Regions from separate parts of the Homo sapiens genome. Here region 2 is linked to region 1. The links are chromatin contacts, found by Hi-C or POLR2A ChIA-PET in ENCODE. All regions are on one chromosome and are shown on one strand. The core of a region is the stretch at or near the end of the contact, and the rest is flanking DNA. Distances in the headings are between cores, read along the strand shown. Region 1 holds the start of POLR2M (RNA polymerase II subunit M). Region 2 holds the start of ALDH1A2 (aldehyde dehydrogenase 1 family member A2).

Region 1 (4,218 bases), core at 1,193-3,692:
AAGAAATCTCGATGCATAACACAATTAGAGAAGTATAATATGCTTCATGCAGTGAGGTTCCAACTTTAACTAAGCCCTATAATTGTGCTGAAAAGAAAGAGAAGTTTGGTTTGGAATAACATGGGAAGGTTCAGGGAGGAGGTGAGACTTCAGCCAAGACTTACAATTGGCAAGGGGAGAAGAGATAGCCTTCCACAAAAGGGTAACAGAAGGGGGCAAAATTCTGAGGCCTAAAAGAAAGGCATCCTTGCCTTGGGGACACCTGTGGCCTACAATCAGCACATGGGGAGTTCACTACTGTGGGAGAAATAAAGGCCTCCAGCTGGGGTCCAGGGGTGGGGTGAGGGAGGCTTGCGGGGTGCTTATCACTGTAAACCAAAAATAAAATTTGAAGGTCCGCCCTCAACCGTCTGAATGGACTTCCTCCTGTAGTCCAGGGTCCTCCAAATTTAACCTAAAAGACTGGCTTAGGCCATGATGGGAAGCTGAGGTCAGACATGCCTCATTATGCCCTTCTTTCTTTTAGAATCCAGGAAAAGCTACACAGCATTTAATATCAACACATATACCTTGAGTCTGATAAGAAACACAACTTACTTTCTCTGAAGCCTGCTAACTGGAGGCTTCATCTGCATGATAAAATTTCGGTCTCCACAAGTTCTTATGCTAACCTAGACATTCCTTTAAATCAATTACCAATCAGAAAAAAACTTAAATTTACCTATAACTTGGGAGCCCATCTTGCCCCACACCCGCTCTGCTTTGAGTTGTCCCACCTTTGTGGATTAAGCCAATGTTTATCTTAAATGTATTTGATTGATGTCTCATGTCTCCCTAAAATGTATAAAACCAAGCTGTGCACCAACCACCTTAGGCACGTGTTCTCAGGATCTCCTGAGGGCTGTGTCACGGGCCATGGTCACTCATATTTGGCACAGAATACATCTCTTCAACATTTTACGGAGTCTTTTTTTTTTTTTTTTGTCAGTACCACAGACAACCACCTGACTCGAGGACCTTACCTATTTCTCATTCAGCCAATGCTGCAGCACGTTATTAACGTCCTTGAAAGCAAGTCTTATACAGAGAAAACTTATTTTGATATATTAATGAATCTGATCAGAATGGACCAGATTGGGGGGATAGATAAATGGTTGCAATTGTGCTCCCTGGAATAGCTTTGGAGTTTACCTAGATCTTCTGTCTCTTTAGGACAGAGCTGCTTGTGTTTATATAGCATCTTACACAGGATTGAGACAACTTCAATTTCCTATATCAAAAAATCGGGGGAGGGCGGTGGGTTATGGGGGTGTTCAAACCTCCCAAGTGACATCTGCTGTGACTGCATGTCTTCCTACTCTTTCCACTGGGATGCACCTCTGGTAGCTGAACTATAACGAGAAGGTAAAAGCTGTGTCCAATACCTATTAAGCTGCCTTCTTCTCAACAGCTGGGGAGGTGGCGGGGGTGGGGGGGGGCGGAGGGAAGTCTTTTCAACAGTTTTACACATTTGGAAATAGGCCTAAAGTGAAGAAGGGGATTTTCAAATTGGTGTGTTGGAAAAGGGGCTGGGCTTTTGAGTTTGAAATCTGGTGCTGTCACTTACTGGTTTTGTGCCCTGGGAATATTTATTTCAGTTTTCATGCCTCTGTTTTTCTATAGGCAAAGTAGAAAATTCGAAAAGGTCCTCAACGAGTTTGTACAGCTGCTCCCACTCCCTCATCACCTCTTGTGGGCCTTTGGAAATGTATGTTGGAGGAGACATTTTGGATTGTTGCAATGACTTGGGAGTGCCATAGCACCTAGCAGGCAGAAGCCAGAAACACCAAATGTCTTAACAATGCTTGAGGCGGTGCTACAAATGAAGTCCTTCTCCAAATGCATTGAGCCCCAAGAAAAATCGCTGATTCTGAGGAACCTTCCAACTTTAACAATTTCAGGACGTCCCTAAGCTGAGCTAGGAGGCACCACGCACAGGCCGGAGGCACCACGCACAGGCCAGAGTCTCCCAAATCCTGTCCCGCACTCTCTCCCACCTTATTAATGGCCAGCTCATCTTTCAAGTTTCGACTTGAACCACTTCTCAGAGATATCTTCCCAGGTGCCCATCCCAACGTTACTATTATATCATAATTTGATTCTCCCTCCCCCCATCCCCCCGCCAACTCTGTAAACCCCAAGTATAACACAGGACGTTGCTATTTGTTGACTGACACATAGTGCTTGGTGAGGTCACGCTGGCGCTGAATACTTTTTGTATAAACCGACGAACAGCTGATGACCGCATGAATGCTCACACAAGGGGAAAGGGCGCCAAGCCAAGGAGCCGGCGTCATCCGACGTAACTTCCGCCCTTTAACGCTCCTGCGGACGCCCCCTTCTCCCAGTCCGTGTTTGTTTCCGGAATTTCAATAAAGCTCGATTCGGCTCGAAGAAGACCCCGTTCTTCCGGGAAAATGGCGACTCCCGCTCGTGCCCCGGAGTCACCGCCGTCCGCGGATCCGGCGCTAGTAGCGGGGCCTGCCGAGGAAGCCGAGTGCCCGCCGCCGCGCCAGCCTCAGCCCGCGCAGAATGTGCTCGCTGCCCCGCGGCTTCGAGCCCCAAGCTCCCGAGGACTTGGCGCAGCGGAGTTTGGTGGAGCTGCGGGAAATGTTGAAGCGCCAGGAGAGACTTTTGCGCAACGAGTAAGCTGGGGTCCCGCGGAGTCTCCGCCAGGCTCCTTCAGCTCGAGCTCCCTGGGCGCTCCCCTCCCCTCCCGCACTCTGTTCCCTTCCCTGGAAGGTGACTTTGACTCAGTCACATTCGCTTCAGTCCTACGGGCGAGTGGACGGAGGGCTTGCTGCGGCAGAGCCGTGCCTCTTCCTGGCCAGGCACGTATGCCTGCGAGGATAGCTCGGATTGAACGGCTACCTGGCGTTGCAGGGAGTTAGTAGCCCCTGGTCGGTTTTATTTACCCGGGGACTGTGGTGGTTCCATGAGTCTGCTTTCTAAACCCTTTTGTCGCCCGCACCCCTAACCCATAACAGATTGTCAGCTTCATCTCTGGATTCTAAGCTTACAGGAACCGTAGGAAATGGGAAGAGTGGGATATGAAGAGGGGTTTATTAGGCCGGGAAAGTTCGACCCTCATTCAGCTGGCTGGTTGAACGGATTTTAGCAAGGGAGCCACGTAATAAAAGTGATTTTGTTTTTTAGGCAGCTTTGTTCAGCAGCTTGTTGCAAAAGATGGTTTGAAGGAATAAAAAGCAGAAGACAGTAGAAGGATATTTTCAGAGAGACTTCCCACGAGACACTTGTAAGAAAGTGAGCTAGGAAGGGATTGGGAGAACTTTTAAGCATGGACTAATTTAAATGCAGTTGACAGAGATGGCTGAAGTTTCCAATCTATATGGAAGACCACTAGCAAAAATAGGAAAATTCAGGGAGAGGAATAGATCCAAGGTTGATTTTACTTAGGGTGTGCAGAGTTGAGAGGAGAGCAGGACAGACATTTGGTTAATCGAAAACCAAACACTTAAAAGCTGGAGAAGTAGTCATGAGGCTCAAGAAAGAGAGAACCCTGGAAAAATACAGAAAACAGGAATTTCAGCTGTAGAGTGTTGTTAATAGTTGAAATTGTGGGGATGAATGTAGTGTCAAAAAGAACAGAGGACTTAAGGTGTAATTTTTTCTTTCCATTTATTGTATAGTTAAAGAAAAGGGAATCAGAAAAGGAACTCTGTCATCCAGCAAAAGGGACAAATAAATAATTGGTTGGGATCAAGACATGTGTTTTGACCTTGTGAGAATAGGTTTTGAATGTATAGCAGTGAATTAACTTTTTGGTCTCAGGACTCCGTTATACTTTAAGAATTATTGACATCCCAAAGAGCTATTTTATGTGTTGTATCTAGCGAAATGTATTTACTTATCAGAAATACGTCTGAAGTCTTTAAAACATAAGCATACACAAGCACACATTCTATTCTAGAACAATGATGTCATCACATGCCATGTAGCCTCTGGAAAACTCCACTGTACCCATGCGAGAAAATGAGAGGGAAATAATATCTTAGTATTATTATGAAAGTAGTTTTGACCTAATAGGCCCATCCCCACACTCCACCCCATCCCCAAATTTTGGAGATTGCACTTTAATGACTGCTGGTTCTTGGAATGTCTTATGTGATTATTATATGCTTAAAATACTTTTGCTGAAATTCTAATTTGCTGAGACAA
Region 2 (4,218 bases), core at 585-3,084, 360 kb after region 1:
CAATTAGCTATAAATCAGTTGTCTTTCCTACTGGGGGAGAACAAGAGAGAAAAGAGAGAGGGGGTAGTTAGGGAGTAAGAGAACTGGAAGAGCTTCCAAATTAAATTCTGAAAAACGTACCTATTGCATACCTAAAATTTCTTTCAGAGGCTGTTAGAAAAATCCCATCAAAAATAAGACTAAAATCAAACCTTCCCAAATCTGAGGGTTAGGTCTTTTCTCCTGTGTAGATCTTCCATTTTAAGACCTTTAAAAAGAGCCTGAAGAGGTTAGAGACCCTCATAAAATAAAACTTCTAAGCTGCATGCTTTCCCTGCTCGTTCCTAAACCCAGACAAGTGCCACACATTGGCACTATTGTTATGCAAACAATGCCTAAAAGGTTATAACCATTAACGACCTCTCATTAAAACGGCTTTGAAAAATTTGTCACACCATCTAAAAAAGCTAGCAGGTACATTAAATCCATCTAAATCGACATTCAAAACACAAATCGCCCTGATTTGTAACCTAAAACTCAATGCAAGTAAAATCTCAATATTCTGATGTTGTTTCTTGTATATCTCATTCAACCACTAAGCCAGATGCAAACAATTTACTTCTCTACAAAATTTATCTTGTAAAAAAGCACGATGGAATACATCTTTAATCAACCTTTAACCATATGCATGTGCGTCTATGCGTTTGCGTTAATTGGGAGAAGTTGAGTGTAGAAATGTACCGAAAGGACTAGAAAATCAAACCAGAGAACTACAAAATGAACTCCAAGAAACGTGGTTTTCAATCCCATCTCTCTCTCACCACCTCCCTCAAAATGTTGTAACATTACAATACCCCTACGTTTGTAATCGATCATTTTTTTTCTATGTCGAATTTGTGGAAAGTAAATTCATTTTATATTAGGTAGCAGACGCATATTCTTTTTTAGGCGATGCAACAACAAAAATCCTGCTTAGCAAACCCAAGATGTCAACGTTCGTTATAAAAAAAAAAAAGTAAGTTCTTCAGTTCAAAACCGAACATGCTAACAAATATTAAAACTTTTTAAGTTTCCCAGGGAAACTGCCGCTGCCTACAAAATTCACATGAAACGCTGACGTTGGAGTTACTGTACTTATCAGTCAGGTTTCCGTGAAATTTGTCAAACCGGCCAGAGCGCTGGTGTCTTGACAATTCCTTACGGGAAAGCCCCTCAGCACCCTCCGGGCTGTGGAGGACCTGATTGGGACCAACAGCCGAGGGGCCCGGAAGGCGGAGGACCGAGAGGCGACGGCCAGGCTGCGTGGCCAAGCTGACGGGGAACCCCGGCCTCCATCTGAGGATACTAAGCGGTTCCGACGCCTTCCCCCGCGGCAGTCGGGACCGGGAGAATCGGACAGAAACCAGCCTCAGAGTCCGGGGCAGGAGCCGTTGACGGCTGCCCCTCAACGCTGCGCTTCGGGTTGGGTTAAGTCCCCAAGGCGTCCTCAGACCACGGCGGGGCTTCAAACGCCCCAGTCCCGAAGACAGGCAGGGGGTCCCTCTGCTGCGCCGGGATGACAGGCTGGCCCCGACGACCCCGGCCCCGTCCCGCAGCCCTCACCCGCTGAAGAGATCGGGGAAACCGAAGAAGGTTCTAGAAAGTCTCCGTGGACGACGGGCGCTGGGCGGCCGCTTACCTTGGTGTACTTAATTTCGAGATTGGGCGTGGGCGACGGCAGGAGGTGCAGCGACGCCATGAGGGCGGCGGGGTCGGCCTTCACCTCGCCGGGCATCTCTATCTTGCTGGAAGTCATGGTGGCGGGCCGGGTGTCCCTAGCCCGCGGCGTGGGGCAGTGCGGGCTGTGCGCGCGGTCCGCGGCCCGGGGGCGCGCTCGCCTGTATATAGGCAGGTGTCAAGCTGGGGCTCTTCTTATTGGACGTGAGGGCCGAGGCGCGGGGGGCTGGTCCATCCTACCTAGGACGCCCGGCGCAGCCTCCATTTACATAAAGCCCGCGCCGCGCGGCCGGGACGCTTGGCGCCCACGGTCAAGTCCGCCCGGCGCTCCCGCCCCCCGGCCGCGGAGACCAGCCCACGCCGCCTCCACAGTCCTCGACGGTGGGAGCGGAACTTGCGCCGCGGCCCGCGGGCCTCGGCCAGCCGGACTTGGTCTCCGGGTCCCTGGGTCAGAGTCGGCGGGAGGCGCACAGCGGCCGAAGTCGAGCGAGGGTCGTGGCCCCCGGAAGCGGAGCTGGCAGGGGCTGGCGGGGACCGGAGCGGCCCGGTGCTGCTTCGGAGTAGAGAAAGGCCAGGAAAGTCCAGGCTGCGGAGGGCGGCTCCCAGCTCGCCCACGTTCCCTCCCATCCCCGTCCCAGGACCCACCGAACCCCGTCCCCCTTCCTTTCCGGAGACCCGGGAGGGCGTCCTCCGTTCTCCTCCTCCGGGCAGGGGCGCCAGGCTCTCGGCAGCTACGCCCTCTCCCCCGACCCCCCGACTCCCCTCAGCCGGGCCGAGGTGCATGGTGGCCAGAGGGTCAGGGAGAGGTGGCAGTGGGTGCGAGTCCCCCTCGCCTCGGGCTCAGAATGAGGATCCCTGCGAGCGGGTCAGCGCGGGGCGGCCCTTGCCAGGCGTCGCCCGCCCAGTTGCTGCCCTCTGCCGGCCGGGACCGCCCGGGCGGCTTGCGCTGTGGCGGGAGGATATGGGCAGTGATCATCCCCGGCTCCTCCGAGGAGCTGCATGCTTCGTGGGCTCCTTTAGTTCTTCTCGGATCCCCTCTTCCGGCTGTTTCCCCTCCTCACCCAGCACACCCACAGAAACACTATTTTGTTTTTCTGTTGTTCCTTACACGCTAAGAGCTATCGTCCCGCCAGACCTTAGGCTCATTTTACTGTCCCTTTGGGATTGAGTTTCCATCTCCCCCCTAATCTAAGTGTTTCCAAAGTCTAACAAGCTGCCCTCTAGTCTGTGGATCGGCCTGCAGGTGTAAACCAAGAACCTAGAGACCCTGCCTCAGAATGGGCTTTGGACTCCGTGGACTAAATCAAGGCCGCATGGAAAGACCTGCATAAGTCCCTTCCCTTCCTTACTCCTCACTCCAAATGTAAGCTTGACAGGGGCCTACAGTGTTGATAAACGCTTTTTCTACACTACCAAGCAACACTGTGATTCTCGTCTTTTTGTTTTGTTTGAAGAGACAGGGTCTCACTCCTTCACTCAGGCTGGAATGCAGTGGCACCGTGACAGCTCACTGTGATCTTGAACTGGGCTCAAGTGACCCTACCACCTCAGCCTCCCAAAGTGCTAGGATTATAGGCATGAGCCACTGCACCCGGCCTGATTCTCATCTTAAATGCCATTTTTAGAGCCGCTGGAGTCCCATTTCTTGGGCGTTAAGAAAACATTAAGCATCAGCCAGAAAACATCTTTCCTTAGATACTTTGAGTAACTAAAACTGCCTAATGCTCAGCGCTCAGATGCTAAGCAATAGTGAAAACAGACAAAAATATTTCATTTTAGTATTAGGTTTATAGAAATAAGTTCCAGCCTCTCAGAACCCAAAGTGACCTGGGTGAATCGTTTTCATGGAGAAACTACAGACCTTAGCTTGGGCAGTCGAGGGATCTGTACTCAGGGAATTTCTATGGCCAAAAATTATGACTTAATAACAGTGTATGCTCATAAGATATACTTTTATCAAAGCCTTAGAAGGTTAGAGATACAATTGAGAAATAAAAAAGTAAAATCTTAGAGTTCATTGGGGAGAAAGAGAGGGTTCCAGCAAGGGGGAACAGTGATACCTGTGGAAAAACTTATCACTAGTTATGAGAGGCTGTGGGGAAAACATGAAAAAGAGCCATAACAACATGAGCTGAGTGCTCCAAGGAGGACGCCTACTCCCTGGGAAAGCTGACCTTTGGCTGGGTCTTAAGGGAGAAGGGAGGCTTCAACAAGAGCAAAAAGAACACTATAGAAAAGGTATAGAGGCTGGGCACGGTGGCTCATGCCTGTAATCCCAGCAGTTTGGGAGGCCGAGGCGGGTGGATCACTTGAGGTCAGGAGTTCAAGACCAGCCTAACCAACATGGTGAAACCCCATCTCTACTAAAAATACAAAAATTAGCTGGGCCTGGTGGCAGGTGCGTGTAATTCTAACTACTCGGGAGGCTAAGGCAGGAGAATCGCTTGAACCCAGGAGGTGGAGGTTGTAGTGAGAGGAGATCTTGCACTCCAGCCTGTCTCCCTTGTGCCTTCCTCAGTTCCT

What was found. A loop is a pair of places that touch in the nucleus more often than their neighbours do. ChIA-PET counts read pairs that join two places held with the same protein, here RNA polymerase II (POLR2A). Pooled maps may share reads with other maps.
Region 2: a loop to region 1 is called in a pooled map, with 2.5 times the contacts of the local background. The contact joins the promoter of ALDH1A2 here to the promoter of POLR2M in region 1. A Hi-C loop is called at or near these places in 1 of 50 pooled maps. POLR2A ChIA-PET finds 5 or more read pairs at or near these places in 5 of 52 experiments (Caco-2, HCT116, PC-3 and 1 more).

Annotation. Positions count from the first base shown.
Region 1 is chr15:57,704,272-57,708,489 of GRCh38, forward strand. It overlaps POLR2M (RNA polymerase II subunit M), which reads left to right and starts at 2,443. Exons shown (of 4, transcript NM_015532.5): 1 at 2,443-2,684. The coding sequence starts at 2,572. It overlaps GCOM1 (GCOM1, MYZAP-POLR2M combined locus), which reads left to right. Exons shown (of 17, transcript NR_104371.3): 14 at 1,663-2,101. RefSeq lists an enhancer at 2,338-2,557 and a silencer at 2,878-2,927.
Region 2 is chr15:58,063,877-58,068,094 of GRCh38, forward strand. ALDH1A2 (aldehyde dehydrogenase 1 family member A2) reads right to left here and starts at 1,835. Exons shown (of 13, transcript NM_003888.4): 1 at 1,658-1,835. The coding sequence starts at 1,774. It overlaps ALDH1A2-AS1 (ALDH1A2 antisense RNA 1), which reads left to right and starts at 1,349. Exons shown (of 3, transcript NR_147215.1): 1 at 1,349-1,866; 2 at 2,939-3,058. RefSeq lists enhancers at 853-1,372, 1,373-1,892 and a silencer at 2,501-2,690.